4 separate regions of the Homo sapiens genome follow, and regions 2, 3 and 4 are each linked to region 1. The links are chromatin loops, found by intact Hi-C in ENCODE. Cell type or tissue: A673. All regions are shown on one strand.

What was found. Hi-C counts contacts between places; a loop is a spot of excess contacts. Peaks named below come from ENCODE experiments on the same cell type or tissue, not always from the same donor. Only the 100,000 strongest peaks of a DNase experiment are listed, where the experiment ranks them.
Region 2: it touches region 1 in a loop (2.2-fold over the local background); 29 of 110 quality-filtered maps call a loop at or near these places.
Region 3: it touches region 1 in a loop (5-fold over the local background); 11 of 110 quality-filtered maps call a loop at or near these places.
Region 4: a loop joins it to region 1, with 3 times the contacts of the local background. A loop is called at or near these places in 11 of 110 quality-filtered maps.

Annotation. Positions count from the first base shown.
Region 1 is chr1:30,081,816-30,089,815 of GRCh38, reverse strand. No RefSeq gene overlaps it. Among named protein-coding and RNA genes, the nearest start is that of LINC01648, 48 kb to the right of the region's middle. In A673, CTCF peaks have their summits at 2,131 and 3,694 (motif pointing right); DNase peaks (open chromatin) are centred at 665, 2,165, 3,735 and 5,705; H3K27ac peaks cover 4,060 bases.
Region 2 is chr1:29,909,032-29,917,031 of GRCh38, reverse strand. No RefSeq gene overlaps it. Among named protein-coding and RNA genes, the nearest start is that of LINC01648, 120 kb to the left of the region's middle. In A673, a CTCF peak has its summit at 4,414 (motif pointing left); a DNase peak (open chromatin) is centred at 4,421.
Region 3 is chr1:29,702,239-29,710,238 of GRCh38, reverse strand. No RefSeq gene overlaps it. Among named protein-coding and RNA genes, the nearest start is that of LINC01648, 330 kb to the left of the region's middle. RefSeq lists enhancers at 178-277, 163-756, 1-1,046, 757-1,351, 2,727-3,227 and 1 more and a silencer at 2,912-3,241. In A673, CTCF peaks have their summits at 3,027 (motif pointing left) and 6,493; DNase peaks (open chromatin) are centred at 338, 1,028, 3,098, 6,498 and 2 weaker places; H3K27ac peaks cover 2,882 bases.
Region 4 is chr1:29,510,386-29,518,385 of GRCh38, reverse strand. It overlaps LOC107984933 (a long non-coding RNA gene), which reads right to left. Exons shown (of 3, transcript XR_001737955.2): 2 at 683-799. Among named protein-coding and RNA genes, the nearest start is that of LINC01756, 160 kb to the right of the region's middle. In A673, a CTCF peak has its summit at 4,939 (motif pointing left); a DNase peak (open chromatin) is centred at 4,875; H3K27me3 peaks cover 3,023 bases.

The sequences.
Region 1 (8,000 bases):
TTTTCAGTCCTCAACTTGAATATCAGCTCCTAACATCACCCCCATCTGAGTTAGTCCCCCCATTATCCTCTCAGGTAATCTGTTGCACATGGTGTGTTTGGCTCCATCCCAAGGTAGGCTTATCTGTGTGAATTGTCCTTGGACGGCCACAGTCCCCTCCTGACTCTGAGCCCCCAGCAGTGTAGGCATCTTGACGTAGTTCTTTCTCTTCCCTGCACCCAGTATATGCCTATCGCATAGTAGGTGATCAGTAAATGACCTGGATGAATAAGCGGAATCATCAGAATACAGAGTAAAAAATAAACAGCCTGTGCTCCCTTCAAAGAAAAGAGAAATAACTCAGAGTACTGTTAACTATTTTATTGCTGCAAGAGTTTTATTTTATTGTACTGTATAACTTACACTGCTTTAATCAGAGCTAGTAATCACAACTGTTGTTTCTGGTTCATGCCTCCTTGACTCAGGCCCCAAGGGCAGGAACCATTTCATATTTAAGCAGTGTTAGTTCTGGGACGCCCTCGGGGGAGCACGAGCACGCTCCAGTGTGCAGTTTAATTCTCAGCGATGCTAATTAGATCAAGGAAGCAGCCCGGGTTCAGGGCAGGGCCGCTGGAGGAGACGGTCTCCCTCTAACAAGCCCGAGAAGCCAAACTCCACCTGCCATAGCCCAGCCTGAGTCTGATGGGAGCGTTTCTCCGGTAGACTCTCTGTTCTGGGCACAGTGCCAAGACCTAAGGGCTCTTAAGGGCCTGTGAAAATGTTGAAGGTCTGGGAAAACAATTTATTTGGCTTCAAATTATAAAAGGGAAGCTGTGAAGTCGAAATAGATCAATGTTTAATCAAATGTCTACAAAGTATAACATTATCAAATGGTCACCTTCCTTTCCAACTCAGCTTTTGCATAGTCGCGTATAATCTGTAGTTAATGTGGGCTGTTAGGGCATTTTACTATGTTTGATCTGATGGGGGGAGGAGTTTCTACAAGTGAGAATGCTGGGGCTGGGAAGATCTTAAAGAGCTATGTGTAGGCCAGGCGTAGTGGCTCACGCTTGTAATCTCAGTACTTTGGGAGGCGGAGGCGGGTGGATCACTTGAGGTCAGGAGTTCAAGACCAGCCTGGCCAACATGGTGAAACCTCGTCTCTACTAAAAACACACAAAAAATTAGGTGGGCGTGATGGTACGCGTCTGTAGTCTCAGCTATTGGGGAGGCTGAGGCAGGAGAATGGCTTGAACCCAGGAGGCAGAGGTTGCAGTGAGCCGAGATGGCACCACTGCACTCCAGCCTGGGTGACAGAGCGAGACTCTGTCTCAAAAAAAAAAAAAAAGTGCTATGTGTATATGAGTTGTGTATATGGGTTGTAGAGAGCAGCCTCAGAAGACTGCACGGAGGAGGGAAAACGTGGCTGGAGGGATGAACGGAGAAGGGCATTCCTGGCAGGGAGGCAGCATGTGCAAAGAGGCAGGGCATGGATGGGCCTGGCCTGCAGAAGGAGCAGGGACCAGCCATTGCACCTGCAGCATAAAGTGGGCGGGGCAGGGAGGAGACAAGGCTGTTCTTGCCCTTCTTGAGCCTCTCTCTATCCTGTGCCTTCTTCCCTGTCATTAAAGCCCAGCACCACCTGTGTCCTCACCAAGGCTAGACTTGACTTCCCTGGCCATCACAGAGGCCCCAAGCCTGGCTGGGTCTCTCCACTGGAAGATCTAGTCTGGCCCAGATGCCTAGTCCTGTCACCTCCATTTCTCCTCACATGGCATCATCCCTATTCTAGTCATGATAAAGCACAGATATAGAAAGGAAGGAAGAAAAAAAAATAATCCAAAATCACAAAGCAGACTCCACACTTGCTTTCTGGAGCATTACTGGAAACAAGTCAATTTTCTCTCATTTCTTTCTCTCCAACCCAGTGTTGCAACAGAAACAACGCTCTGGCTCAGTTAAGGGAAAGGTGTATAGTTGCAAGTCTAATTTCGAGATGACACCCATTCTCGGCCCAGCCAAAGAACACCTCTAGGCTGGTGACGAGCTCTTGAAAACCCCTGTCTTCCCAGGGCTCTCAGAGGCAGAGCCTGGGGCTGGATTCTCAACACTATAAAGAGGTAGATTTTGCATCCCACCTTCAGTGCAGATCTGCCAGTGCCTCCACCAGGGGCAGTAGCTGGGCAGTAGTTCCTCTTTCTGGAAATGCCAAAGGCTTCCTGGGGTGAGGATGGAAAAGAGGCAACCTTAGCCAGGCCCGGGGACTCGATGCTGGAGGACAGGCAGCCCCAGACTGCTGATCCAGCCAGCTTGTCCCCAGCTAATGCCCGAGAGCCCAGCATGGGCAAATCATGGCTTTGGGTTAAATGTTGCTTTCTCCAGGCCCTTTGGTTTTTCTTCCAAACTACAAATTGCCTCTGATCCCTGGGGAAATGGGTGGAGGTGCTTTTCTCCTTGGGAGACAGAATCTAAGAAAAATTAAATTGGAAGTTTTGGGGTGGGGGTGGGCCAAGGGTGCTGTGAAAGTAAAGAAAGCTGGCTCTGGAGAGAGGATGCTCTGCCATTCAGTACCTGAGCCATCTTAGACAAGTTATTTAACGTCTCTGTGCCTGTTTCTCCAATCGTGCCTACCTCATGGGGCTGTCATAAAAATTAATTCAGTCAATAGACATAAAGTGCTTGAGAGAGCACCTGGCAGACAGAAAGCCCTTAATAAGTATTAGTGGCTATAATATTAATAGTAATAATAATAATTTGTATGATTGTTGCTATTAGCTTATATTGTATCAGTACTGAATATAGATACAGGGCTAGCAAAAAGCACCCAGAGTCCTTTCCAGTCTGACACCTGATGGTCCCCCAGCCTAACCCCCCCTTTCCCCTCCATTTTCAGCCACACAGGACTCCCCATCTCTGAAAGCCTCTGCTCTTTCCAGCCTCCACGCCTCTGGGCAACTGCCGCCTGCCTGGAATGCCCTTCTCATCGTCTTTCCCCTGCAAACTCTTACTCCACCTAGATGAACCGGCCCAGATGCCACCCACTCTGAAGCCAGTTCAGAGCCCCCTCCCTCACGCTTCTGATAGCCCCCCCGGGGTGCCAGCACCTTCTCTGGGCCCCGCAGGAATTGTCACAGGCCAGTGTCGTAGCTTCAATCACCCAGCGCTAGAACTGTACCCCACTGTCTTTTCATCTCTGGGTGTCTGGTCCCAGGACCCGTTAAGTTCAGGGTGATGTCCCTGAGTGATCATCGATCAAATATTAAGTTGGTGCAAAAGTTATTGCGGTTTTTGCCATAGATGAACAAGCGCGCGGCGCCAGGCTCTCTTAGGCCACCCTAAGCGATTCTCCCCTCACTGCCCTGGCTGAGCCCCCCCTCCCCATGTGTAAGAGGGTGTAGAACCCCCGTGGGACCCCGCCCTCCCAGGACAGCAGAGATCGCTGCATCCTCAGGCCAGCGGCCCCCGGAGCAGGCCGTGAAAGGGAAGGGATTCTGTTATTAAAGTCATCAGTTCTGGCGCCTGGGCCTTGGGGAGCCGAGCTTGGCTGGTAATTAGAGTCGTTAGGGGAGACGGAGCCGGCTGGGGCTTATGCTGGCGTGGACGCAGAGCAGGCAGAGCCCAGGCTGCGAGGCGGGGCGGCCCCCGGGACCTCCGCCACCTCCTCCTGGTGGGGCGCCCCGCACCGGCACCGCTCCCGGCCGCGGCCTGAAGGTGGCGCTGCAGGACCTCACAAGCGCGGCTGGGCGGGGCCGGGAGGAGGTGGGGAGGGGTCTGCAGAGAGAGGGAGGGGAATGGGGAGGGAAGGAGGGAGGGAGAGAAATGGGGGAAGGGGGAGTATAAGCGAAGGAGAGGACAAAAGAGGAGAAGTGAGGGGAGAGGAGGGGGAGAAAGACAGAGAGAGGGGAGAGTGGGTGGCATCTGAGCTGGTTCATCTAGGTGGAGTAAGAGTTAAAGAGGAGAGAGAGAGAGAGAGAGAGGAGGCCAGAGGGAGGGAGGAAGATAGAAGCCTCCTCCCCTCCTCGCTATTCAGGAGGTCTGAGGAGCCCAGATCCTCTTGGAACACCCGCTCCTCCATGCTTACAGAGAGGTCACTTCCTCCCATAGCCCTCCCTATGCCCTCTGTGGTCTGACCCAGGTGGACCCCAGCCCCATCTTTCCACACCTCCCCACCCTCCCCACCCTGCCCTGGCCAAGCAGAACTGCTTGCCGTTTCCAAGGGCACCAGGCTCCCCCTCTCTGCCAGTGCCCTGCCTGTGCTGGGCTGCTGCAGTAACCTTCTCCCCCTGAGCCTCTTCCCCTGGCTCCCCGACTTCTCCTTCAGGTCTCAGCATAGACACCACCTCCTCTCAGAAGTCCTCCCCTTCTCCATGTCCAGGGCCTGGCCTGCCCCTAGCTCCCCAGCCCCTCCCACATCTTCCCCCATCTCAGCACTGGCCAGGCTGGGCTGTGATTGATTCTGTGTCTGTTCCGCCAGCCAGACCGGAGGCTCCCTGAGGACAGGGACACGGCCTTGTCCCTCTCTGCGTCCCCAGGGTGGCCAGCCCAGTGGATGAACAGCCACAAGTGGGCTATAGATGCTGCCTAAGGGATGAATGGATGATCTCGGGAGGGGCTGGGTGTGGGAGATGAGGAAAGAAGGGACATGGAGCAGGAGGGAGAAAACAGCGGAGAGGAGGTTAATTAGGAGAGAGGCCCTAGGACACCCCAGCCACCAGGGTGCAGGGCCTGGGCCCCAGCACCGCGGGATTCCCGCCCTCCCATGGACCTCAGTGATCTTCCTTCTGAGGTCAGTGCCCACCTGGCTCTGGACCCCTCTGACGATCAGGAAGTTCTTCTTCCTCGTGGGAATCAGGGCTGCTTGAGTCACAAGTGACAGAATCTGCTCAGCTGCAGAGAAGAGGGGGTTTGGCATAAGGACCCTGGTCTCTCAGATGCAGCCAGAACTCAGGAGGGACCCGGACCGGAGACAGGAGCACCAGCCAGAATGCAGACTGACTCTCTTCCACCCACCTCATAAGACTTCAGGTCAGGTCTCTACTTTTCCCATTTCTCACGAATCAGAAATGCATGCATCAGTAGTTCACACAACCAGAAGACCCAACCAGGCTCTCTGTCTCAATTTAGAATTGGTAGCACAGGTACTCTGATTGGCCAAGCCTGGGCAGGTATCTTCTCCTGGTCCAATGCACTGATGGGGTGGGGAGCAGGGCAGGGTCACCAAGCAGAAACAGGGTTTTGGGAGGCGGTGCAAAGCACACTGGGAAGTCGGGGCAGGGAAGACCACTGGCATCCTCACCATGACTTTGCCCTCACCATGATGAGTTTGTGCAGTACCTATTCTTTGCCAGACACTCAGAGGGGCCATTTGACATCTCAGGGAAACATCCTCAAACCAGTTCCTGCTTTCCCATTTGACAGATGAGGGCCAGGGGCCCACAGCCCTGTGCTCGTTCCACTTCCCGTGCTCCCACCTTCTGCTCCCTCCTCTGCCACCGCCCTGCTGGATTTTCTTGGCTCCCTGTCCTCTCTGGACCTCAGTCAAATGGGGAGGACGGAGAGAGCTGTGAGGCTCCCTTTCACTCTGGCACTCAGTCTCTCTGCTCCATTTGAAGGCAGCTGCAGACCCGACATATCTTTCATACCCTTCCCTCACCAGGATCCTTTTGCTGTTTGGGGCCCTTGGAGAAGCCCCTGGGTAAATATTAATAGCACAGAGTTGTGTTTATGTTGGAGAAAGAGGGTGAGTCATTTCCTGCTTCTCTCCCAGACTCAGGATTGTAGCTAAGAATATGTCAGATCTTTGGCATGGCTGTGTGAGACCTGGCTCGATGGGGTCTCGCTGGAGTGAAGCCATGGAATGGCTGCCCCACCGACCACCATCCCAAAGCCAGGCCTGGAGGCTTGGGGTCCAGCCCCGGCCCAGCCCTGTCTGTGCTGTGTGGCTGGCTCTGCCTCTCGGGAGGATCATTGCATCTACCCAGCAGGCATAGAGGAAGCAGGCATGTGGAGCCTGGCACACGGAGGGGCCTGGGGATCCTGGTTCTCTTGCTGCTGCCTTCCCCGTGCCCTGCTGATCACACTCATCTGTCTTCCCTTCCCGGTGTGAACTTCTCAAGGACAGGGCGCAGGCCAGGTTTCCCTTGGTGGCCCAGAGCTGGCACAGGGCCTGGAACTTTGGAGGGGCTCTGTCCAGCTCATGTTGACCCCTTCACAGTCCTCAGCACCTTCTGGGGTGCCTCCCAGAGGCCAGGCTTGTGCCTTTTTAATGTGCTTCTAGAGAAGAGCAAGTGAGCCAGAGTAGACAATCAGAAAACAGATCCAAGTCAGACCAAGTGGAGTCCCTTTGCCAGAAATCTGGGACTGAGAGAATCTGGTTCTATCTGGGCTGTTCTGTCAGATGGAGGAGACATTCATGCTCAGGACCTGAAGGCCACTATCTTCTGTCCTGCAGATGGAGAAAGGAGAAGCCGGGTCTGCTGTGTCCTGGGCCTGTCTCCTTCTGAGGCTGGCTGCCTTGTCATCCTGGGGTTCCAGGAGATGTCCCTTGTGTTCTGCTTAAGCCAGTTTGAGTTGCTTCCTATAGCTGCACCACAGCACCAGCTAATCCGCTCACAGAAGGCCTCCATGTGCCAAGCACCAAGCCATTTCACGGCATTACCTTACATAGCCCTCACTTCCGACCTACCAGGTGCACATTATCATTCTCCCATCTCAGTGGGACAAAATCACAAAGTCACAAAGCTGGCACTGGGCGAGTTCAGGTTGATTGCCTGAGGTCCCCTGGAGTAGAACCTGATTTTTCCCCATAGCCCTAGTAGGATCTTCTGCCACCCAGACCTTCTACAATCAAATGGACTGAGCACCCACCAGAGCCCACCAACTCAGGCCTACGTGCTCAGCAGACCTATGGGGAGCTGGGAGCTTAGGGAGTCCCTGGGGCCGCCCTGCAGTGACCAGTCTGGAGCTTGGAGAGGAGATAGCTCGTGGGTGGTGTGGTGGGGTGGGGTGGGGGTCACTGCACACATCACTATCCAAACAGGACAGTCTGGCTCTCCATTCCAATAGTCATTTGAATGATCCGAGGATAATTGGAATCACAGAGCCATCTACTACTTCCACTCTCAGGCCACAGATGATTGTTTGGTGGCTACGGGCCCCGCCTGGTGCAGACACCGAAATGACCTTCCATTTTTCTCTCCCAGACGAGCCAGTGGATTCTTTCCAGGGCCAAGGTTCCCACTCAAACCTGAAACCCCCTCCCCATCAGCCCTCCAGGCACTGAGAGTAATTGGCTACCTGTGGCTGTCCCCAGGGGTGAGTGACCCCAGTGCTTTCAGGTAGAGCTATTTATAAGGAGGGAATGGGAGGCAGGGGCACCTGAAGCCTGTCCTGCTGACATCAGCAGACTGTTGGCAGTAGCTGTCTCCACCGTCCAGGAGCTGCCTTCAAAGCGAAGGGGAGTAGCAGTGGAGGATGCTGGAGGCCATTGAACCCAGCTCCTTCATTACACTGCCGGGGGAAACTCTGTTCCAGAGAGGAATAGACACAAGCCTAGTGTCTCACAGCAAGGCTGTGATGTGGCCAATGATACTGAGTGGATAGAGATTCCATGAACAATACTGAGTGGGTAGAGATTTTATGAACAATGTTGAGTGGATAGAGTTCTGCCAGGCATTATGCAGAACTCTGGACACAAGTGTAAGTCAGACAGACACAGTCCCCAAACTCATGGAAGTCACAAAATAAGCTGGGAGAGAAGCTACTCATTCTTTGCGAATTGTGTAGTGTGTGCCTGGGTCTTGGGGTCAGGGAGGGCTTCCCTGAGAGAGAGGAGGAGGAACAAGAGGAGGGAGGGGCGTTCCGGGTAGAAGCAGCAGAGCCAGAGGTGTTTGGAGGCTGCTGCAGAGCTGTGTGGGGGAGCAGAGGGAGGGAGGAGCAGAGAGGCAGAAAGGCCAGTAGCAGCCCAGAGGTCTGCAGGGCCCAGAGCACACAGCATTGTCGGGGAGCTTGACTCAAGCTCA
Region 2 (8,000 bases), 170 kb after region 1:
TAGGATTTTTGCTGAGAATTCTGTGACGTAGATGTCTCTGTCTTTCTGAATGGTTGGGATAAGGATCTTGAACTGAAACTTAATGCAGCCACTTTATCACCATGAATAAAGCCAGCCTGAGACCAAAATCAATACATGAAGGTGGGTATAGTAGAGAAAACTATCAAGAAGTGAACCTGACACCCTGATCAAACCACTCCTGAAGCCCACATCTGGAACTTTTTAGTTCCGTTGGTCAGTAAACTCCCTCTATTGTTTTGGGGAGTTTGTGTTTTGTTTTCTGTTTCTAGAAACTGAAAAGCTTCCTTTTCATAGAAGTTTCTGTCTTCAAAAGTCTTCAGTCTGTTGTTCTGTACTCAGCTCAGTTGTCTGATGACTTGGTTACTCAATGCTTCCCTGTGCTGGGCTCTTCTACTTGTCCTAGGATAGAAGCTTCTCCTAGGAACACAAAACTAAAAAGCAGCCCCCAATTTAAAGGGCGCGCTATTTCTGTGGGCTAAATTGTGTCCTCCCAAAATTCATGTATTGAAGTCCTAACCCCCAGTGTGACTGTATTTGGAGTTAGGGCTTTTAGGAGGTAATTAGGGTGAAATGAGGTCACAAGGGCAGGGCCCTAATCCCTATTGGATTGGTGGCCTTATAGGAGGAGAAAAGAGTGAGATCTCCCCCTCTGTCTACACGTGTAGACACCTGGGAAAGGCCTTGTGAGGACATAGCAAATAGGCAGGTGTCTGCAACCCAAGCAGATAGCCCTCACCACACACTGATCCTGCTGGCACCTTGATCTTGGACTTCCAGCTTCCAGAACTGTGAGAAAATAAGTTTCTGTGGTTTAAACCACACAGGCTGTGGGATTTTGTTCTGCTATGGGATTTTGTTCTGGCTGTCTACGCTGACGAAGACAAGCAGCCAACGAAGCACCAGGAGTCACTATTCTGGCAGAGGTGTCTACGGCATGGAAGGCAGAGCAGCTACTTCCTCCTGGTAGGATCAGGGAAAGCTTCAAGCAGGAGGTGACACCTGAGCTAGTCTCTGGTGGGTGCCGAAAATTTCACCAGGTGGGAGAGAGGAAGAGTATTCCAGACAGAGAAGACACAGGTACAAACGCCCAGACCTGAGGAGGTGCCTAATATACTGAGACAATTTCTATCATAGCCAGAGGTGAGGAGCCATGCAGGGCAGAGGCGGAGCCAGGACAGAGGCAAGGCTGGGTGTGCCCTTGGATCAGCAAGTAATCAAATGCCATGCTAAGGGGATCGGACTCCATCTAAATGCCAGGGGGCCCTTTAGAAGTCTTGAAGCAGTGAAGGAGCCATTTAGTCTTTGAAGGAGGTAGGGTCCTAAAACATCCAAGATCTTTTCCGGCTTGAAAATGCTGTGAGCCAGCAAAGCCAGCAACAACTAATGACTTTCACTGGGTGAAAGTTAATAGACTTGTTTGAATTGAGGTTGCACAAATAGATTTGAGGTTTCATGAAATCCTGGGAGGAAGCTGGGGGCAGATCACAGAGACCAGAGCTGGTGGGGGAGATCAGGGCCATAGTAACCTAGGCTTCCTTGTGTGGTGTCACATAGAAACACACAGCCAAGCACCGGGATTAGTCTTCCTAGGAACAGCCTCCCCATCCAGCTTTCGTCACCCACCAGATGTGGCTGCAGAGCCCAGACCTCCCACTGCTTCTGCTGGGAATTTACATACAGACTTCAGGAGCAGCCCCCAAGACCAGTCCCTCCAAGACCAGCCCCAGTGAAATCAAACCTTTTCCCCTTTTATTTTAGAGCCTTTAGAGTCAGACTTCCCCTTGGGAGGTGATAGATGCCCATCTCATCAAATTGGTAGAAGCCAGCAACTCTCACAGCAGTGAATAGAGACCCTTTGAAGGAAAATGTCAGGCCAATAAAACATCAAAGGCAGTTTGGCTTCCTAGGTAACAAGGAATAATGATGATGGGCTCCCAATTCCCCCAGCAAGGCAGAGCTTTGGAGATCTCCAGTGGAGGTGAAGTAAAAAGGCTTTTCCTGAACCTAATCAGGAAAAGCGTCCTCAAATGACCACATGTGGTGGATGCTGTCACAGCAGCCCTACTGGGCAGATGAGGATACTGAGGCATAGATAAGCCACGCCCTCCTCTGGTGAGTGCCTAGGTCCTGGCCTGATGGACTCCAGCCAGCACGCTCTTTACCACTCTGCTCACTAGGCAGGAAGCAGGAGCCCGCAGTGTTAGGTCCTCCAGAACCTCAAAGCTGTGTCTGTCATGGGATCAGGGTCCAGAAGTCCTGCATTTGAATTCCAGCTCAGTCAGTGCTTCAGAAAATTGGGATAATAGTCCTAAGATCGTAGCATTTTGCAGGGGGTTAAAGGGCAAATGTGTATAATGTGTGGAGCATGGGGTTTTGCACAGAATAGATCCTCGATGGGTGCTGACTCCCTTCTTTCTTTCTCCCATTTATAGATGAGGAAATAAAGCCCTCAGTTATAATATCATCAGAATACTAAAGATGATATTAGCAGCTCTAAAAACTTCGCCCTAATATTTAAGGGTCTGCCATGATAAAAGCTGATTTCTCTCCCATGTAAAGTTGAGGGTAGGTCTTATTGATGGGTAGGTGGCTCTCTGCAGGGGGAAACTTTGACCCATGCCCCTTCCAACTTGCAGCTCTGCCGTCTTCAACACCTGGTTTCTGAGGTCAAGGTCATCTGGCTCATCTGTATGGGGCTGGCAGAAAGGGAAGGAGCTCCTCCTGTGAGGTTCTCAAGGGCCCAAGGTGGAAGCAAGACCTGTCACTTCTGCTCGCATGCAATTGGCTGGAATACAGTCACACGGTCCCACCTACCTACAGAGGAGGCTGGTGGACATAGTCTTGCTGTGTGCACAGGAAGGAAAAAAAAACATACTTGGTGAACAGCTGAACAGTCTATGTCACACCTGGAGAAGTGAAATTATGTCCGAGGAAATCCAGCGGGTCAATAGCTGAGCTCAGTTTCGAGCCCAGGTTTCCTGTGTGCACCTGGGTCCCAGGCTCTTCCCTCCACATGTTGTGCTCCAGAGTGAGGCAGAGTCACGGGTGGCCAGTGGAACCTCAGACATGGGTTCACCTGAGTAGGGGGAAGGAGGCACACAGGTGGTCAACCTATTGTCTCTGTTGCCTGGAGGAATGACAGGTAAGGGACAGAGAGCCACAGCTCCAGGGCTCTGGGCTGTGAAATGGGTCCAGATGCAGAGTTGACCTCAGGCAGCCGTTGGGAACAGTTTCCTCTCCTGCCCCACAAGGCTGCAGGGAGAGGACCCACTGTATAGGATTGTGTGAGGGTGAAGGGAGATTTGACACCCTCATTGCTCACCTTTTCCAGCCCTGCTTTCAGGGCTTCTTTCAGGGCCCTACTTTCTGAAGGGCAGTTCTGATGTAGTCAAGCTAAGGACTTTGAACAATGTTAGTTCCAGGGACCTCTCCTTCCCAGGGATGTTTGAATACAATAGGAAGCTGGGGAAAGGGGAAGGCAGTCATGCAGAAGTCGAGTCCCTCTCATCAGACAGGTGAGGATGTGACACTCTGATAGGGGATGCTTTATAAATATGTGTCCCAACCCAGACATCCCACCTCTAGGAATTTAATCCTTAGAAACAATCAGGGATGCACACAGAGCTCTAATGTATAGGATATTGCTGATAATAGCTAAAGAGCAACACACAATAATCTAATAATCTGGAAATAATCTATACACCTCAAGAGTTAGGTAGAGTTATTTATGTTACATCCACTCAAATGAAAACTAGGCAATAATTCCACATTTCAAAATTATCCTGTGGAAGATGTTAAGTGGCAAAGCAAGATTTTTATGCCATAGTAAATGTAAACAGAAGATTATAGAACAGTGTGTTCTATACAGTATGTTATCCTTTTTGTAGGAAAAATGTAATTATACAAACACACACACACACACACACACACACCAATGTTTGATAGAAGTTATCTGTGGGTAATGGGATTGTGAGTGATTTTTCTTTTGTCTTTTTCTTTCTTTCTTTTTTGGTTTGTTTTTATTTTCTATGATGAACATGAATAATTTTTCAAGGAGGAAAAAATATATTCTCAAATCAAGAGGTTTGGGAGCTTTCATTGGCATCCTCAGGACTGGGTAATACCTCAGAACAAGGAAATTCTGTCCTTCTTTGACTTTAGGTTTAGTAATCAAGAGTGTCTGAAACAGAGCCAAGGCTACATAGGTAAGGCCTGGGCTTCTTTTGCCTTGGAGATCATTGGTAATTGTATTTTTTGAATTTTTCAAAGTGTTCTTGTGTCTTAGTCCATTTTCCATTCCTATGATATAATACCTAAGACTGGGTAATTTATAATAAACAGAAATGTATTTTACTTATGGTGCTGGAGGCTGGAAAGTCCAAGAGCATAGTGCCACCATCTGGTGAGGGCCTTCATGCTGTGTCATCCCATAACAGAAAGCAGAAGAACAAAAGAATACATGCAAGAGAGAGAGAAAGAGCATGACGGGCCAGGCTCACTTTTGCAACAACCTACCCTCAAAATAACAAACCCATTTCCATGATAACAACATTAATCCACTTATGAGATCTCTGCCCTTATGATTCTATCACCTCTTATTAGGATTCACCTCCCAACACTATTGCATTGGGAGTTAAGTTGCAACATGTGAACTTTTTGGGACACATTTAAGCACATCAAATATCATCTTGATTTCAGCTTTCTAACTTATAATTCCAATGAACTTTTACCTTCTTGATTAGATTGAGTATATGCAAAAGAGTTCAAAAACACTGTATTAGTCAGCTATTGCTTTATAACAAACAACCACGAACACTGGTGCAACATGCTACAATCAGTATGTATTTCTCACACATCCACAGGTTGGTGGCTCTGAGACTCAGATCAGATGCAAATCTGCCCCCATGTACTCCTTACCCTCCTAGAACCAGAGAGATAGACAGGGCATCTTCTTCTCATGAAAATGGCAGGGGCACAGGATGGCACACAGGAACATGCAGTGCACCTTAAAGCCTAGATTCTGAACTGACAATGATCACCTTTGCCCACATACCATTGTCTGAAAGAAGTCATGGGCTGAACCCAAAGTCAAGAGGCTAGGAGGTTTACTCTGCCTTCTGTAGGAGTAGCTGCAGTCATGTGGCAGAGTGCTTGGGTCCAGAGAAAGGTGAAAAATTAGGACCAGTTCTCTAATACAGCGTCTCATATCCACAAATGGCCACTGCAGTCAGGTCATGGTGCAAGATAGCTAAACTCACTTTGGACACTTTAAAAATGACAATATTCCTCCTGATTCTAAAGCAATACAGAAGTATAGTGAAAAAGTGTAAAGGAGAACATGAGTATTGCCATAATTCCATTTCCTCAGACGACCCCTGTTAGGATTTTGCTGCATGTCCTTGCAATATGCACATCAATTTACATACTCAAATAAACATAAGCATATATTTACGTTAACAAAAGTGGGAGCATACTTTATCTGGTTTTGTACACTACATTTTTCACTGAATCTCATTTTTTGAGCTTTTTCTTGCATGATTAGATATTCTTTTGAAACCAGGCTTTTTCATGGCTGTACTGTATTTTAAAGTTGCACTATAAATTACCTAGACCTGCACACTCCAATGTGGTAGCTGCTAGTCACATGTGGCTGTTTAGCACTGGAAATGTGGCTGGTCTGAATTGAAATAAACATAAGCATAAAAACTGTACATTCAGGCCGGGCGCTGTGGCTTACGCCTATTATCCCAACACTTTGGGATGCTGAGGCAGGTGGATCACCTGAGGTCAGGAGTTCAAAACTAGCGTGGCCCACATAGCAAAACCTCATCTCTATTAAAAATACAAAAATTAGCCAGGCATGGTGGCACATGCCTGCAATCCCTGCTACTCGGGAGGCTGAGGCAGGAGAATCACTTGAACCCAGGAGGCGGCGGTTGCAGTGAGCGGAGATCACACTGCCCTCTAGCCTGGGCAATGGAGTGAGACTCAACAAAAGACTATACTTTCGGGGTCATTTCTATAGTCTGAAATAAATGTAAGCATAAAATACAAATCAGATTTTGAAGACTTGGCACAAAAAAGAAGGTACAATATCTCACTAATAATTTTTATATTGATTATAAGTTGAAATACTATTTTGGATATATTGGGTTAAACAAAATATATGATTAAAATAAATTCCACCTGTTCCTTTTTACTTTTTAATGTGCATACAGAAAAATTAAAAATTACATATGTGTTTATATTTGCGGTTTGTGTTGTGTTATACTTCAACTGGGTGGCACTGATCTGGACTCCTCTGTGGTTAGATATTTAGGCTCTTTCAGATTTTATCCCACTATAAACAACACCATAGTGAGCATCATGGAATACAGTACTAGTCAGCACTGAGCTGTGTTCCTATTACCATCCCCTTTTATAGATGAGAAACCAGGACTCAGAGATGTCAGCAACGTGCTCAGGGTCACACAGCAGCTATTTAATTGGTGAAGTCAAGACTAAAACCCCAACTTGATTGACTCCCATGATTTTTATCAGGTGGCTATCCCCACTTTTTGTGTATCTTCCTGATAATTGCCTTGGGATTAATTTCTAGAAGTAGGAGTCATGGGTGAAAGGGTTTGCACATTTTCATGCTTTGGGAGCATATTGCCAACACATCTTCCAAAAAGAAGTTGCCGATTCAAACTGTAAACAACAGTCTACTCAGCAATTATCCACAGGGTGTTTACCGTGAGCCAGGCACCATTCTATGTGGAAAAAGTCCATGATAGACAAGACAGACATGACCACCCCACCCCCCCTCCCCGACCCACTCCTGGGGCTCATGTGACCACAGCTTCCTGGGGCAGAGAGAGGTGACAAGCACTGAAGAGAAAACACGCTAGTCTCAGGGAGATAGAAGTGTGCACTGTGAAGTGGACAAAACAGAGGGATAGAGCAGTGACGAGGGTGGGGCAGGGTGGGCAGGAGGCTCCACTTTAAGTAGGGATATTCGGCAGGGATTCTCAGAGGAGGTAGCCTTGGGCTGGACCCCAGGTGACCGAAAGGGAAGATTGGAGGAGGAGGTTCCAGGCAGGATATAGGACAAATGCATAGTTGCCAAGGTAGGACTGAGCTCACTAGTTAGAGGGCCAGGGAGAAACCCTGGGAGTCTGCAGCCCGGTGAGAAAGAGGAGGGGGCAGCGAGGTAGGGTGGGAGGTGAGCAGGGCAGGACTACAGGAGGATGCGACATTTAATTCCAAGTGAAGTGGGAAGCCCTCAGGGACAGCGGGTTCACATGTTGTGGGACCTGAAACATACAATTTGGAGCATCCTTTTTAGAAAAGAAGAGCCAGATTCCAGAATTAGGAATCAAAATGAGCTATGTAATTGAACATTTATTTAGAGTGAGAAAAGAATTCACAATACATTACAGATTTTAAAAAGCTAAAAATTACCAAAAACATTACAGAATCAACAAAAATAACAGTGTTTTTTAATTAGCTCCTGACACATCTCCAGAGTCCTTTTTTTCCTTACATTTTTGGGCCACATTCTCCTGGATTACATCTTCTGTGGCAAAGACTTCATAATACCGTTTTTCATAGAGAGAAGAAAGATTATTTAGTGTTTCCTCTGGCTGAGTTTGATAGAAATTGATTTTTTGTTACTGATGGTTTAGGAACATTTTATTTTCATCGTTGCAATTGATTATTGATGACGTCCCATATATCATTAGTACTATTGCCAAATCTGGGAAAATCACTATCCAGGTTTTTTCATATAGCAGCCATGAGATTTCAGGGCTTTTTAAAACTTCTTGAGCAACCGTGAACCCCAAGTAATTCTTGAATTGATAATTCTCACTAAGCACATTGCTAGGGCCCTTCCCAGGGTCTTAAAAGGGTCAGGGGAATGGCGGGCCCTAAAGCTAAAGCCACATGTAAAGCCGCCTCTAACTGAATGGGATTCCACTAAGGAGAGGAAGGATCTG
Region 3 (8,000 bases), 380 kb after region 1:
CTGTCTCCCTTTGCGGTGTCCCTTCTGCAAGCTGGAGTGTGATTTGTGTTTTCCTTCCTATGTTTCATGATCGCCTTCCATGCAGAAACTGGCACCTAAGAACTGCTCAGACAGCAGGAGGGCCATGGAATGAGCTCACCACGTGAAAGCAGCTAGCTTACCCTACCGGATGGGGCACACATCTTAGGCTGTGCTGAGATTCAAAGAGTCACTATAGCCACACAGTTGGGGCATGCTGGGGCAAGCAAAGACTTGAACCTAAGCTTTTGGTACCCATGCTCTTTGTGATATTGGGAAATCCAGGCACAGCTTTTGAAAGGTGAAATTTCAGCATCCGGGCAGCCAGGGGAGGCAGCTGTTTCGTGGCTCTGCCTCGGCCCCCTCCAACAGGCCCATCCCAGTTGCTGAAAGATCCAGCATAGTTTTAGTTAAGATTCTGAGCCCAGGAGGGAAGCAGGAAATGATTCATTTTCTCCCTCAGCCAACGTACACAAAGGTACATTATTAATATTTACTCGGGGGCTTCTCCAAGGACCACAACAGCAAATCATAGGAGAGGAGGAAATGGAAGATGAGCTTCACTAGGTCTGCCAGCTGCCTACATGTGGGGTGAAGGGGCCCTGCCGACCATGCTACCTGGCACAGCCCCCACCAGTGCTGGGCCTAGACGGGGCCTTGAGGTTCATTCTCTCCAACCCAGAGAGGGAAGGGGACTCACCCACAGTGACTCAGCAAGGTCACCACAGAGGAGGGAACAGAATCTGGGAATGTGGAGGGATGGACCAAGCTGTGAGCCTCAGGGCCCTCGTCTGCAAAATGAGGAAATAAACACTGCCCAGGCAGTTTTGAAGGAAGATGTAAAAGAACGACCCACAGCATCTGGCCAAGAACAGGGGCTCCACAAATAACATCAACGTGAGTGCTAATGAGGACATCGGTGACAGGGCCTGCCCCCATTTCCCAGCCTGCTTTGCAATAGCCCCGGGCACCCCTTCCTGGGAAAGCATCCCTCTCCCCAGGCTGGGCTGGGCTAATGAAAACCAGGCTGAGAGAGTATCAGTTACTCTGCACAGGAAATGGTCCCTCTTCGTCTTTCTAAGATCTCCTTTCACAGGGGCCAGGCAGTAGCCGTCTGCACCCTGCTGTTCTCCAGAAGACCAAGCCCTACTCAGGCTCAGCAGCCACCCTTGCCCCTTTCTGTGGCCCACTCTGTGTCATCGTCTGAGGAATGGGGCCCAGATGTGGTTTTTTTCCACCTGGCAGACACCTGCTGACAGCTTCTGTCGCTTGGCGGCTGTAATTGCAGTGCTCTCTCCCCTTTATGCCCTGCTAGGCACAGACTCCATCTGCCTCTGCCAGGGAGTTTATTAAATAGTTTATTAAATCTCTCTGCTTTTGCTTGCAAACTGTCTCTTTTAGAGATGAAAAAATACCGAGACCCAAAGAGCTAAAGTGAATTTCCTGAAGGCCCCACAGCTAGAAAAAGACTGAGCTGGGAGTTTGTGGGTGACTCTGATTCTGGCTGGTGCCCCCACCCCTGCTCCAAGTCCCTTCTGAGTTCCCACTGCATCTGCAAAACCAGATCCTTACACAAAAGCCCCTCTCCCCTGCAGCTGAGCAGATACTGTCACTTGTGACTCAAGCAGCCCTGATTCCCATGAGGAAGAGCAACTTCCTGATGCTCAGAGATGCCCAGAGCCAGATGGGCTCTGACCTCAGAAGGCAGATCACTGAGGTCCTTGGGAGGGCAGGAAACCTGCAGTGCTGGGGCCCAGGCCCTGAACCCTGGTGGCTGGGGTGTTCTGGGGCCTCTCTCCTAATTAACCTCCTCTCCGCTGTGTTTTCTCCCTCCTGCTCCACGTCCCTTTCTTCCTCATCTCCCAAACCCAGCCCCTCCTGGGATCATCCATTCATCCCTCAGGCATCATGTATAGTCCACTTGTGGCTGTTCATCCACTGGGCTGGCCACACTGGGAACGCAGAGAGGGACAAGACCGTGTCCCTGTCCTCAGGAAGCCTCCAGTCTGGCTGGAGAAACAGACACAGAATCAATCACAGCCCAGCCTGGCCACTGCTGATGGGGGAAGATGCGCGAGGGGCTGGCGAGCTAGGGGCAGGCAAGGCCCTGGACATGGAGACAGGGAGGACTTCTGGGAGGAGGTGGTGTCTGCGCTGAGACCTGAAGGAGAAGTGGGGGAGCCAGGGGAAGGCGCTCGCTAGGGGGGAGAAGGTTACTGTGGGTGGCAGCAGCCAGGCACAGGCACGGCACTGGCAGAGAAAGGGGGAGCCTGGCACCCTTGGAAATGGTAGGCAGCTCTGCGTAGCCAGAGCAGGGTGGGGAGGAGGAAGAGGAGGGTGGGGAGGTGCAGAAAGATGGGGCTGGGGTCCACCTGGGTCAGACCACAGAGGGCGTAGGGAGGGCTACAGGAGGAAGTGACCTCTGTAAGCATCGGGGAGAGGGTGTTCCAAGAGGATCTGGGCTCCTCAGATCCCCCAAATGGTGGGGAGGGGAGAAGGCTTCTATCTTCCTCCCTCCCTCTGGCCTTCTGTGTCTCTCTCTCCCACCCCCATCTTTCCCCCTCTCTGTGTCCCTCCTTCTCTCCCCCGTCCCCCCTCCCTCCTCCCCTCCCCTCTCTTCCCCTCCCCTCCCTCTCCTCTCCTGCCTCCCCTCCCCTCCCCTCCCCTCCCCTCTCCTCCCCTCCCCTCTCTTCCCCTCCCCTCCCCTCTCTTCCCCTCCCCTCCCCTCCCCTCCCCTCCCCTCTCTTCCCCTCCCCTCCCCTCTCTTCCCCTCCCCTCCCCTCTCCTCCCCTCCCCTCTCTTCCCCTCCCCTCTCCTCCCCTCCCCTCCCCTCTCCTCCTCTCCTCTCCTCTCCTTCCCTTATACTCCCCTTTCCCCCATTTCTCTCCCTCCCTCCTTCCCTCCCCACTCCCCTCCTCTCTGCAGACCCCTCCCCACCTCCTCCCGGCCCCGCCCAGCCGCGCTAGTGCGGCCCTGCGCCGCCACCTTCAGGCCGTGGCCGGGAGCGGTGCGGCACCCCCAACAACACCCACAAGGAGGAGGTGCGGGCCCGGGTCCCGCCCTAGAGGTGGTGGAGGTCCCGCCCCGACCGTCCTGGGGCCGCCCCTCCCCGCAGCCTGGGCTCTGCCTGCTCTGCGCCCACGCTGGCATCAGCCCCAGCTGGCTCCGTCTCCACTAACGACCCTAATTACCAGCCAAGCTCGGCTCCCCAGGGCCCAGGCGCCAGAACTGATGACTTTAATAACAGAATCCCTTCCCTTTCACGGCCTGCTCCGGGGACCACCGGCCTGAGGATGCAGCGATCTCTGCTGTCCTGGGAGGGCGGGCCACATGGGGGTTCTACACCGTCTTACACATGGGGAAGGGGCTCGGCCTGGCCAATATGGTGAAACCCCGTCTCTACTACAAGTACAAAAATTAGCCGGGCATGGTGGCACATGCCTGTAATCCCAGCTACTCAGGAGGCTGAGGCAGGAGAATCACTTGAACCCGGGAGGCGGAGATTGCAGTGAGCTGAGATAGCGCCACTGCACTCCAGCCTGGGCGGCAGAACAAGGCTCTACCTCCAGAAAAAGAAAAAGAGAAAGAAAAAGAAAAGAAAAGAAAGATAGTAGTTACAAAGATGAACGATCCTTTATCACAAACCCTTGTAGTACAGCACATCTCCCCATGATGTTTTATCTTCTATACAAATAAGCATTGTACCTAGGTTGGGCACGTTCCTCCTCTTACCTTCGGGAACACCCTGCTGTGCCTATGGAGCAGCTACTGTTTATTCTTTTACTTGCCTAATAAACTTGCTTTTCTTTACTCTGTGGACTCTCCCAATTTTTTCTTGTGTGAGGTCCAAGAATCCTCTCTTAGGGTCTGGATCAGGACCCCTATCCCTTAACAAAATGACAGTGGGGTGACAGTTTTCACGCTGGGTGATTGGAGCTATGACACTGGCCTGTGACAATTCCTGTGGGAGCCCAGAGAAGGTGCTGGCACACCGGGCGGGGGGGGGGGGGCTTCCAGAAGGGTGAGGGAGGGGGCTCTGAACTGGCTTCACAGAGTGGGTGGCATCTGAGCAGGTTCATCCAGATGGAGTAAGAGTTTGCAGGGGAAAGATGATGGGAAGGGCATTCCAGGCAGGGGAGAGGTACCCAGAGGTGTGGAATCTGGAAAGAGCAGAGGCTTTCAGAGATAGGGAGTTTTGTGTGGCTGAAGACGGAGGGGAAACCGGTGGGTTAGGCTGGGGGAGCATCAGAGGTCAGATGAGGAAAGGTATCGGGGACCTTCTTCACCAGGCATGAGGGAGACGAGGTAGAAAGTAATCGTAACATTAACAGCCACAGCTAACCCTCACTGAGGGCTTCCCATCTGCCAGGAACATCCTGAACACTCTAGACACTTCGTTCACTGATCTTAAGGGGAAGGCACATTATCACTGCCTCTATTTTATGGAGACAAACAGGCAGCAAGAGGTTAAGTCTCTTGACCTAAGTCATTGGTGAGGGAGGAGGCCAGGGTGCCATCTTGGTCTTGGGCTGATGGTGCCATTCGGACACCCACTCACTCAGAGAAGAAATACCTACTGCAAGCCTGCTCAGACTTTCTCCCTGCCCTCAGGTAGCTGACACTTCAGTGTAGATGGATGATTCCTGGGAAGCCATGTAAACACACAGCTAAAGAAGATCATTTCAGGCAGTAAGAAATACCATGAGAAAAACCCAACAGGGAGAGGAGTCAAGGGACTAGGGTGTGGGTCCAAAGGAAGAACTCCTCCCATAGGCTCAACTTCTAGGACATACCTGGCAGCCCTTCCCCTCTAAGGACCTCCCTTCCCCTCCTGGACACTGTGGGGGCTGCAAGGAGAGTTTCTGATGGCCCACCTCTGGGAAAATGCTTCTCAAGACCCCTCTTCTTTCTCGCTAGTCTCCTTCTGCTTCAAGCACTGGCTTCCAACCATCTCCCTTGGGGATACCTCAGGTTAACGGCCAAGAAAAGCAACGTTTTTGGCTTCCCCTGCCAAAGGCCAGGGGTGGGAAGGGACATCTCTGACCCTTGGAAACATAGCCTTGACTTCTCTCTTCATGGGAGAGTAAGGAAGAGTTTCCCTACCTTATGCTGTTTGGTTTCCCACAGGTAGTCCCATGCTACCTATAAAATATTAGACACAGAGAATCTTAGAGCAATCAAGCCTTAGATCCTCAGACTTAGCATCAAATTATAGACTCTGAGACTCTTAGAATCATGGAATGTTAGAAATCGAACACGTTAAATGGCATGATAAAATTATGGAAGTTTTAGAATTAAAAAACAAGATCTTGAAAGTCTCAGAACCCTAGGATTTTAGAATTTGGAGTTGAAAGGAACTCCTGGCTCCATCATTAACAGCTGATGTCTTTGAGCATTGATTTATTCTCTGTGCCTCAGTTTCCTTTCTGTTAAAAGGGAATAATAACAATTTGTGACTGACAGCGTTGCTATGAAGAGTCAATGAGTTATTATATGTGGAGAGCTGAGCCCAGTGCCAGGCACTCAGTGAGCTGTGAGCTGTACTAATGCTCTTACAACTAATCTAATTCACCTTCCTTTGTAATACGGTTTAACTGGTTACCCACCCCTCCACCCACCTAGCTTCTGTGTAGGAGGCCATGCAACTTAGACTAGATTCCCTCCTAATATGAGATGTTTATTTCCATTGGAAGCAACCTTTATCATTCCAAAACCTGCTGTCCTGTCACTTCCTGCCTCTCTTGTCCCAGTACTGTCCTCTATAGGCAGAGACTCCCTCTCCTCAATGGCTACACAGCCATTGGGAGCTCAGCCTGCTCAGCCTCTCCTCCTAGATGGCCAGGTGGAGGTGGTGCAATTTGTCTGGAAGCCTCCCCCATCCCCATTCTCTTTTCTTCTTTTCTCAGTATCCTCTGGCCCTCCCCCAATTCCTAGGTTTCCTAGGAGCTCCAATATCCTGCTTTCCACAGACAAAAGCATCCATTAATCCCCCTGAGGTCAGAGGGGCTGTGCACTTTGCAAAGGAAGCCTGCAGAAAAAGGCATCATTCAACCTAAAGCCTCAGTGTAGGTGGATGATCCCTGGGAAGCCATGTAAACACACAGCTGAAGAAGATCATTTCAGGCAGTAAGAAATACCAGGAGAAAAACCCAACAGGGAGAGGGGTCAGAGCTCAGGGGTCACCTGGGGCATGACAGATCATGGGATCTGTCGATGGTGGGAGCTCAGGGGCCAACCCGGGGCATGACAGATCAATGGATTTGAGCAGAGGGAGTTTAGAGTGCCCCTACCCCAGAACGACAGCACCTGAAAGCTGCCCACTTTGCTTGGGTGCTCTCCTTCCTTCCGGGTGCTTGGCATCTCTGAGGGAAGGAACCATCGCCCAGACCGTTGCCCGGGTGAGGCTGCACACACAGATCTGCACTAATGGTCGGATGCAACCTGCAGCAATGACTGAATATCCAGCACCAATAATTCCCCAGCTTTGCCACTAGGGGCTCCAGGAAGGAGCAGCAGCAAGGAAGCTGGACATCTGCAAGGCTCCCATCACTTCCCAAAGGGCACTTTATGGTTGGGCAGAAGAATGGGCATCTTTCTCCCAAATGGCCTTGCAACTGCTAGGGCATACTTGGGCTCTTTCAGTTAAAACACTGGTCTGCGGAGAGAGATATCAATAAGTAGAAATTAGCTTATTTCTGGAAATTGAGTGAGAAGGGAGTCTGGGCTGGTTTTGTGTTTTAAACTATTTCTCTTTTCATCCTACCTCTCTGCCTCTGATGCCAACGCCCTGAGGGCAGAAGTGGAGTTGACAGGACCAGAAGTCTCGAGCCAGGCCCCGGCAGTCAGCAGAGAGACCCAACCAGGCCTGGGGCCTCTGCAATGGCCGAGGACATCAAGCCTAGCCTCAGTGAGGACACCAACAGAGCTGGGCTCTAATGGTGGGAAAGAAGGTGCAGGATGGAGAGAGGCTCAAGAGGGGGAAGAACAACCTATGTTCCAGCCCCTCTTTCCCTGCCCCACACCTCTTTATGCTGCAGGTGCAATCGCTTGTCCCTGCTCCTCAGGCGTGCTGGGCCCCTCCAGACCATGCTCCTTTGCACATGCTGTTCCTCTGCCACGAATGTCCTTCCCAGCCACATACCTCCTCCTCCATGCAGTCTTCTCAAGCTGCTCTCCTCCAACCCCAACTCCACCCCACGCACCCACCTCAAGCTTTATTCTTCTAAGGCCTCTTCCAGCTCCAGGTCTTCATACTCTTAGAAGCTCCTTTCTCCATCAGATCAAACATATCAAGATTGCACATTAAATCAGTGTATGTATATAACTACATAAGAGCCAAGGAGAGCACAAAGTGACAGTTGATGATGTTACATTTTGCAGAGATTTAATTAAACATGTCAATTTGAAGGTTGTATCTTTCTGTTTGTATTTGAATCTCATAACTTTTTTCAGGCCTTAAACATGTTGATAGGGCCGAATGAGCTTTAGTGCCTCTGTAGATGGGGATTCAGATGAGCTCAGCATCCTGGGGTCTTAGAGGTGGCAGAGAGCCCTGAAGTCATCTTTCTACTCTAGATTTTTCAGGGCAAGATGGAGAGTCAGGGACAGAGAGAGGCGAATGTGTCTGAGGTCACAGAGAAGATCATGGTAGGTCCAAGAGAAGGAATTGGGAACACCTGATCCAAGTCCAAGGCCACATCTCCCACAGTTTACTGTGTGGACTGGGGCCAAGGACTTTTGGCCTGGCCTACCCTCTAAAGTGGACCCGAGAATCAAACCAAATCCAAATATTGCAGTAGCTGCTGTGTTCTGGGTGGTCCCCATGCATGAGCCCTGATGCTAAGCAGTGTGTGTGTCTTTCCCCATTTCTCCCTCTCAACTTTCAGTGAGGCAGGTGCCATTATTGTCTGTCTCTCCTTGCAGAGAAGACCACTCGGTGAGGCTCAGAGAAGAGAAAAGACCAGCCAAAAAAAAAACCCTGC
Region 4 (8,000 bases), 570 kb after region 1:
CTGCCCAAGGCCCCTCAGCCCCAGACAGAGCCAGACTGGCCCCGGGTGTCTAACTCTGGAGCTCAGAGGCCTCCTCTGCATCTCCCACACTGGAGAAGCTTCTCTGATACTTTCAGGCGTTTCGCTGTCCCCACCCTCCCCTTATACAATGTTGACTCACACGTCCCTTTAAACTGATTTGAAATGGGGCCCCTGTTTTCCATTTGTCTCACTCTGAGCAACAATATCCATGAAATCAAGGCTTCAATCCACTAATTGCTTGTGGGCTTTTTCCTGATACTATTAAAATACATACATGACTGGGAAACTATGAAATATAAAATGTTTGTGCATGCACAACCCATGCATATCCCAGTGAGTACACCCCACTCCCTGGGCAGCTCCAGTTGCTATTGGAGAAGTGGCAGGATCCAAGAGAAGGCGGCACCCTGGGTGGACATGGCCTGGCCCCTACCAGCCCAGCCCAGCCCAACCCAGCCCAGGGCAAGGCCAGTTCCTCTCCTTCCTGGAGAGGCCCCATCCACACCTGCTGCTCCCAGGCAGGGTCTGGGCAAAGGAAACTCCACGGCAGCTGGAAGGGGCCGGCTGAGCATGGGCCTTGTATGGGAAAGCCCATCAGGGGGATCCAAGGCTGTGATGACCCCAAGGGACCCGAGAATGGGACGCACACTGGGGTACTCACCACGTGCTCCTCCTTCTTCCCAGAGGAAGCCCCAGGCACTGAGGGGCAGGATTCCAGGCTCTGCACCACCCCAGGGAGAGAACCCAAAAGGTGGCTTCTGTTCAGGTGCCAAGGGTCCTACCGCAAACAAAGAGGAAACTGCAAGTGAAAATCTGACAATAAGAAAAGGGAACAGAACCTTCCAGAAAGGCAGCCACATCCAAACGAGCCCTGGCAACAATGGCAGGGTAGGGAACAGGCAGAGAAGCTTCTGGGAAGTAGTAGGGGCTATGGGGAAGGGCATGGGGAGTCCAGACATGGTACCAATCCAGGCAGGGACACCAATCCAAGTCCCCTGAAGAGTACATGGGGGAATGAGAGGTTTTCCACTGGGGAAGAGAAGCATCAGGGGCCTCATGGGGCAGACAGGCCCAGGTTCAAGTCCCAGCCCTTCCCTTTACCACTGCAAGGGCTTGCTCTCTGAGCCTCATTTTCCCCCATCTGGAAGATGGGATCAAATAGTACCTGCGTCCTGAAGCTGTTGTGAAGAACAGCAGTGTTTAGCATGTTCATCTTCAACAGTGAGGGTGCCCAGCCCGTACTCTGCACTTTGCACACATCCCCTTATTTCACAGTCTCCCCTAAGCAAGGAGAATTATTCTTGCCATCTCCCAGGGGAGCAAACTGAGCCCCAGAGCTGCAGTCACATGACCACAGCCACAGGCCATGCCAGGGACAAGGCCCACCACACCAGGAAGGAGGAAGGAGGAGAAGGAGAAGGAAGAAGGAGGAAGAAGGAGAAGGAGGAGGAGGAGGAAGAGGAGGAGGAGGAAGAGGAAGAGGAAGAGTCCATGGTCTCTCCAAGGTGTCTGTGTTGGGGTTCCTCCAACACCTCTGCTCAGTGTCTCTAGTATCCCCCTGCCCCCACCAGGCTGCAGTGACTGGGGCTCACAAACAATTATATTCTGATTTGAGGACAAAGGACTTAGCCATTTGCAAATAGGAACAAGAGAGGATAAGGCACAGGAAGGTGTCTCCTGGGCGTGCCCCTTCTCAGCCCCCACTTCACTCCCAACACACAGGTCTTGGCTGCTGCCCCCCGAATTACAAAGACTCTACACATACAAAGGCCAGGGAAAGTGGAGGTGACCCTCACACAGACACTCCAGAGTCATATGTGGAGGATGGCCCAGCTGGAGAAAGGGGTGTAGCCTTCTCTGACACCACAGACCCATGGTTTGTCCTATGAGCAAGGTCATTGCCTACCTTGGGAGTTTTTGGGAAAAGGAGATTAAAGAGTGAGATGCTACTGATATCCCTCAAGTGACAGGGGTAAAACCAGCTCTCTCTGATCAGGTCTGAGCCAACCCTAGTGCTGAGGACTGAAGGCTCCTCATTTCTGGAGACTCAGAGTCCCCGACACCAGACTCTCCCATACCAGCCCCACGCCTGCCATTCCAGGCCCAGCCTCTTCAAAACACAGCACCCCAAAGCCGAAGGAGCCTTCACACTCACTCCATCCAGTCTCTGGGGCCCATTTCACAGGTAGGAAAACTGAAGCACAGAAAGTGCCACCAGACAGCAGCAAAGAGAGAGTGAACATAACAGAAATTTCTGAGACAACAGGCCTGACTTCAAATTCCAGCTCCCACTTCAGTGCCCAAGGCGGGGTCTCCTTTAACGTCTGGAAAATGTTCATCTCCCACCTCTCTGCATCTAGCCCAGGGTCCTGCACACATTTGTTTGCCTTAGTTCCTCTACCTGCAAAATGGTCTGTAAAAATGGATCACAGCAAAGTTTAAATTAGAAAATCCATGTAAAGCCCCTAGCACATAGTAGGTACCCAAGAAGCAATAGGTGAGACCTTTTCAAAAAAAAAAAAGGAAGAAAGAAGAGGAAGAGGAGGAAAAAGAAGAAGAGGAAGAAGAAGAAGAAGGAGGAGGAGGAGGAGGAGAAGGAGGAGGAGGGGAGGAAGTGGAGGAGGATGGGAGGAGGAGCAGGAGGAGGAGGAGGGAGAAGTGTTTAGCATGCAGCTTCGTCTTGAACAGCGAGGGCACCCGGCCCGTACTCTGCACTTTGCACACATCCCCTCATTTCACAGTCTCCCCCAAGCGAAGAGAATCATTCTCCCCATCTCCCCAAAAAGCAATAGGTGCTTCTTGGGTACCTACTATGTGTTAGGGGCTTACATTCTGAGAGCTCAATAGAGGACCAAGGCTGTCCTGACCCAAATCCCCAGATATTGCATCTCCGTGGGCAGAACAGCCCCTGCCTACACCAGCATACCTGCTGCCAACTGAGCTCTGGTGGCTGAGCTTCCGAGCCACAAGGTAGCTCTGAAGAGGAGGCAGGTGCAGCCTCAGTTAGCAGGAAGCCCCTGAGAAGCTCCTGTCTCCTCCCCTATTAATTGCATTGGCATCTGGAACAGATGGGGTGCTGGGACTTTCCCCCCATCTTTCACAGAACTCTGAACCAGGACATAAGCCATGTAATTAAAAGAAGAGAAATGCAAAATAATCCTCTTAGTGAGACTTAACCATCCTCCCTCCCTTTTAAATCTATTAATGAACTGTAATTGCAAAGACAGACCCTTTATTGAAACCTGGTAATCAATTCACTATGGAGCAAAGAGGTTCCCAAGACCTAAAGATGATAAGAAATGTATATTAATTAGCTTAGTTCTTTATCTGTATAAAAATCAAGCAAACAAAAATATTGGCTGCAAAGCAATTTGCCATCTGCCAATAGACTCTGGCTGCCCTGGGGAGATGCTGGTTTCCTTTTTCCTGAAATTTGTTTATAACTTGCTGTTAATCAAACCTAGAGCAGAGAGATATGTGGAAATTATATGGAGACGACGGATTTCATGAGGACCTTGAGCAGACATGGGAAGAATTGCGACAAACGAGCAGCGGGAACTTGGGTTGCAAGACCCCACGATGCCAGCCCTGCCTTGCTGGGAGCTTGGCAACAGAGCCCTTTCTGAATCAGCCCCTCACAGAGAGAACGTGATCTACAGGATGGCAGGTGCCCGAGGATGGCTGTTCCAGAAGATTCCATATAGGTCGGTCTCCCTAGAAGCAGAGCCTGAGACGGAGATGTGTGGGGATGTGTGGGATTGTGGAGGGCATACCCTCAGGAGAACGGGAGTGACGGAAGCAGCAGAGGGCAGGCAAGAAGCCAGACCAGGGCATGGGCTCAACGCGAGTTCACCCCCAGCCTGAGCCCACGGGGAGCTCTGGAACGTCATCTGTGGCACCACACGGCTCTCCTGCCCTGGGCAGTGAGATAGATTTTTTTGAACCCTGTGTCATTAGCTGAAGGTCACCGTGTGGGGAGAGTTTAACCTCTTAGCCTTTGCAAGGTGAGTCTGCAGTCAGCGCTCTTGAGCTGAGGTTAATACTCACTGCAGCCAGAAAGAATTGGTGCCCTGGTCAGTCAAGAGGATCTGGGTGGGTACCAGCTGTCACGCCTGTTATGGCTTGGGTTGTGTCCTCCAAATATTTATATGTCGAAAGCCTAATCCCTAGCACCTCAGAATGTGGCCTCATTTGGAAATAGGGCCTTTACAAAGAAAGGCAATCAATTTAAAATGAGGTCATTGGGGTGGGCCCCAATTCAATATAACTAGTGTCCTTGTAAAAAGGGGAAACCTGGACGTAGAGACACACATACCAAGAGAATGCCATATGAAGATGGGAGCAGCAATTGGGTAACGCTTCTACAAGCCAAGGGACGCCGAAGATTGCCAGCCATCCATCCCCGAGAAGCTAGGGGAAGACATGGAACGTATTCTTCCTCACAGCCCTCAGAAGGAACTCACATTGCTGGCACCTTAAATGGGGACTTCTAGCCTCCAGAACTATGAGGGAACACAATACATTCTGTCCTTGAAGCCCCTCGGTTTGTGACACATCGTTATGGCAGCTTTAGCAAACTAAAAGCCCATCTGTGACTCCAGCCACCACCAACATCTGCTGATTCTGCCCACCCCACCAGAAGGCTCGCCTCTGATAATAGCCTCCTTATTTCCCTGGAGAAACCCTCTCGGTCCTAAGGGGTCCTGCAGAAATCACCCCACCCCAGATGGAGGGGTAGCCAGAACCCCAGGTCTAGCCAATCAGAGCCTTGCTTCCCCAGCCACAGTGACTGGTTCAGGCATGAGCACATGACCCAATCTGAGCCAATCAGGCTGAATTCCGGCCCTGTCCGTGGAATCAGAGACCACAGGGTGTGAGCGTGGAACCATGGAGCCATCTAGAGGAGAGAGCCTGTCTGTGTGTGAGGCTGGCATGGTGGAGACCAGAGCCAAGAATGGAGACCTGATGATATCATTTAGTTAACCATAAGGCTTTCATTTCCCCCATCATCCTGATTTCTATAAATATATTTCATCCAATGTATAACTAAACTGTTTCAGATCAATTTTGGAACTTATAAATTTAAATACTACAAAAAAATAGGTTGATTCAGACTGCAGTCCAGGGCGATCTTGAATTAGGAAGTGACACTACGTTATTAAACAAAATTATAGCAATCATTTATTAAAGGTGAATTACATACTGTAAGTGCCAGGCATTAATGCATTTGTTTTATATGCATTACCTTAAACCTCACAACCACAACCCTTCCTGTGACGTGAGGCCTATGATTTCCTCATTTTTCAGTTGAAAAAACTTGTGTTACTTTCAACCAGCCATTCCTCTACCCTGATACCAAAAAAGCCAAAGACAGCACACAAAAAGAAAACTACAGACCAATATCCCTTGTTTCTTTCTTCTGCCTTCCTGTGGGTTATGTGAATAGTTTTTTTAGACTTCAATTTTGACTTATCTATACTGGTTTTGAGTATATCTCTTTGTATAGTGTCTATAGTGGTTACTGTCAGTTACATTACATTAATATATAGATAATTTATCACAGTCTACTAGTGTCATCATTTTGCCAGTTTGAGGGAAGTATAGAAAGCTTGCCTCCCTTTACCCTCCTCGTTAATAATATAAATTTCTTAACTATTTCTTCTATATACATTTAGAACCACATCAGAAAGTGCTATAATTTTTTTCAACCATCAAATACAATTTAGAAAACTTAAGAGGAGAGTAAAAGTTCATTATATTTACCCATACTTTTGCTTACTGTGTTCTTTCTTCTTCCTGGTGTTCTATGATTCCTTCTTTTACTGTTTCTTCTCCATTTAGAGAGTGTTTTAGCCATTCTTTTAGGGTACGTTTCTGTTAGCAACAAATTATCTTAGTTTTTCTTCATCTGAAAATGTCAATTTCCCCTTCATTTATGAAGGGTATTTTCCCTGAATATAGGATTCTGGGTTGACAGTTCTTTTCTTTCAGCACTTGAAAAAAATGTTGAGCCACTTCCCTCTAGCCTCCATGGTTTCTGATGAGAAATCCTTTTTTGTTCTAATATTTTTCCCCTGCAGAGAGGTTGTCATTTCTCCCTCACTGCTTTCAAGATATTTTCTTTGTCTTTAATTTTAAAAATTTTGACTATGATGTGTCTTGGTGTGAATATCTTTTGAGATTATCCTGTTTGGAGTTCACTCAGCTTCTTGAATCCGTAGGTTTGTGTCTTTTGCCAAATTTAGGAAGTTTTCAGCCATTATTTCTCTGAGTCTTTTTTCAGCCCCCACCTCCTTTTTTTTCTCTTCCTGGGATTCTGATGACATAAGTGTTAGATCTCTAGTTATAGTCCCATAGGTCCCTGGTGCTCTGTTCTTTTTTTCTCCCAGTATATTTTCTTTCTGTGGTTCAGATTGAGTAATTTATATTGTTCTGTATCCAAGATTACTGACTCTTTCCTCTGTCTCCTCCATTTGACTATTGAACCCATTCGTTAACTTTCGTTGTTTTCATTTTTGTTATTTATGGCACAGGGTATAGTCTTACCTTAGTGACTGTTCCGTGGGCACTTGAAAATAGATGTGTGTTCTTCTGTTTGGGGTAAAGTGTTCTGTATATGTCAATTAGACCCTCTTGATCAGGGATCCCCAACCCCTGGGCTGCAGACCGGTGTCGGTCTGTGGCCTATTAGGAACCAGGCTGCACAGCAGGAGGTGAGCATTAGGTGGGCAGGAATTACTGCCTGAGCCCCACCTCTTGCCAGATCAGCAGCAACATTAGATTCTCCTAGAAGTGCAAACTCTATTGTAAACTGTGCATGCGACGGATCTAGGTTGCCTGCTCCTTATGAAAATCTAACTAACACCTGATGATCTGAGATGAAACAGTTTCATCCCCAAACTATTCTCCCCACTACCCCATGTCCGTGGAAAAATTGTCTTCCACGAAACCAGTCCCTGGTGCCAGAATGGTTAGGAACCACTGCTCTTGATCGTGTTGTTCCGATCTAAAGCTTTACTGATGATCTATTAGTTTTATCAATTGCTGAGAATAGCATATTGAAATCTCCAGCTACATTTTTTGATTTGTCTGTTACTCTGTTCAGCTTTATCAGTTTTGCTTCATGTATTTTGAGACGCTAGTATTTAATGCATACACACTTAGGATTGTTATGTCTTCTTGGTAAATGAATCCTTTTATCATTAGGTAATGTTCCTCTTTCTCTCTAGCAATTTTCTTTGTTCTGAAGTCTGCTTTATCTGATATTAATATAGCCACTCTTTCTTTTCTTATCAACATTTTTATGGTGTATCTCTTTCCATTCTTTCCATTTCAACCTACCTATGTTGTTGTATTTGCAGTGAATTACTTGAATGCAGCATGTTGTTGGATTGTATGAGGTTCTGTTGTAGTTATTGTTGCTGTGGGTTTTTTTTTGTTTTTTTTTGCTTGTTTTAATCCACTCTGCCAATCTCTGTCTTTTAATTGATGCATTGAGACAATTTGCATTTAATTGTTGATATGTTAGAGCTTAAGTCTGCTGTTTTATTTTTTGTTTTCTATTTGTTTTCTTTGTTTCTTATTCCTCTGGATCTCTCTTGGTATCTTCTTGTGGGTTACCTAAACATTTTTTAGGATTCTGTATTGATTTTTTATAGTGTTTTTGAGAATACAAGAATATCACTTTCTATAATTTTCTTAGTGTTTTCTCTAAATATCACAAAATATATACATAACTCATCCTGTTCTACTGGTGTTGATGTTTTAACACTGGGAACAAAGCATAGGCCCCTTACTCCTGTTCAGATCTCTTTACACACTTTATGAGGATAATCATAAACTACTTCCTTTACATCCATTATACACCACATTAGATGGTTTTTAATTTTTGCTTCAACCAGCAAATAGGATTTAAGAAACTCCTAAGAAAAAGGATAGTCTACTCTGTTTATCCCCACCCATTCTTAGAGTCTTCATTC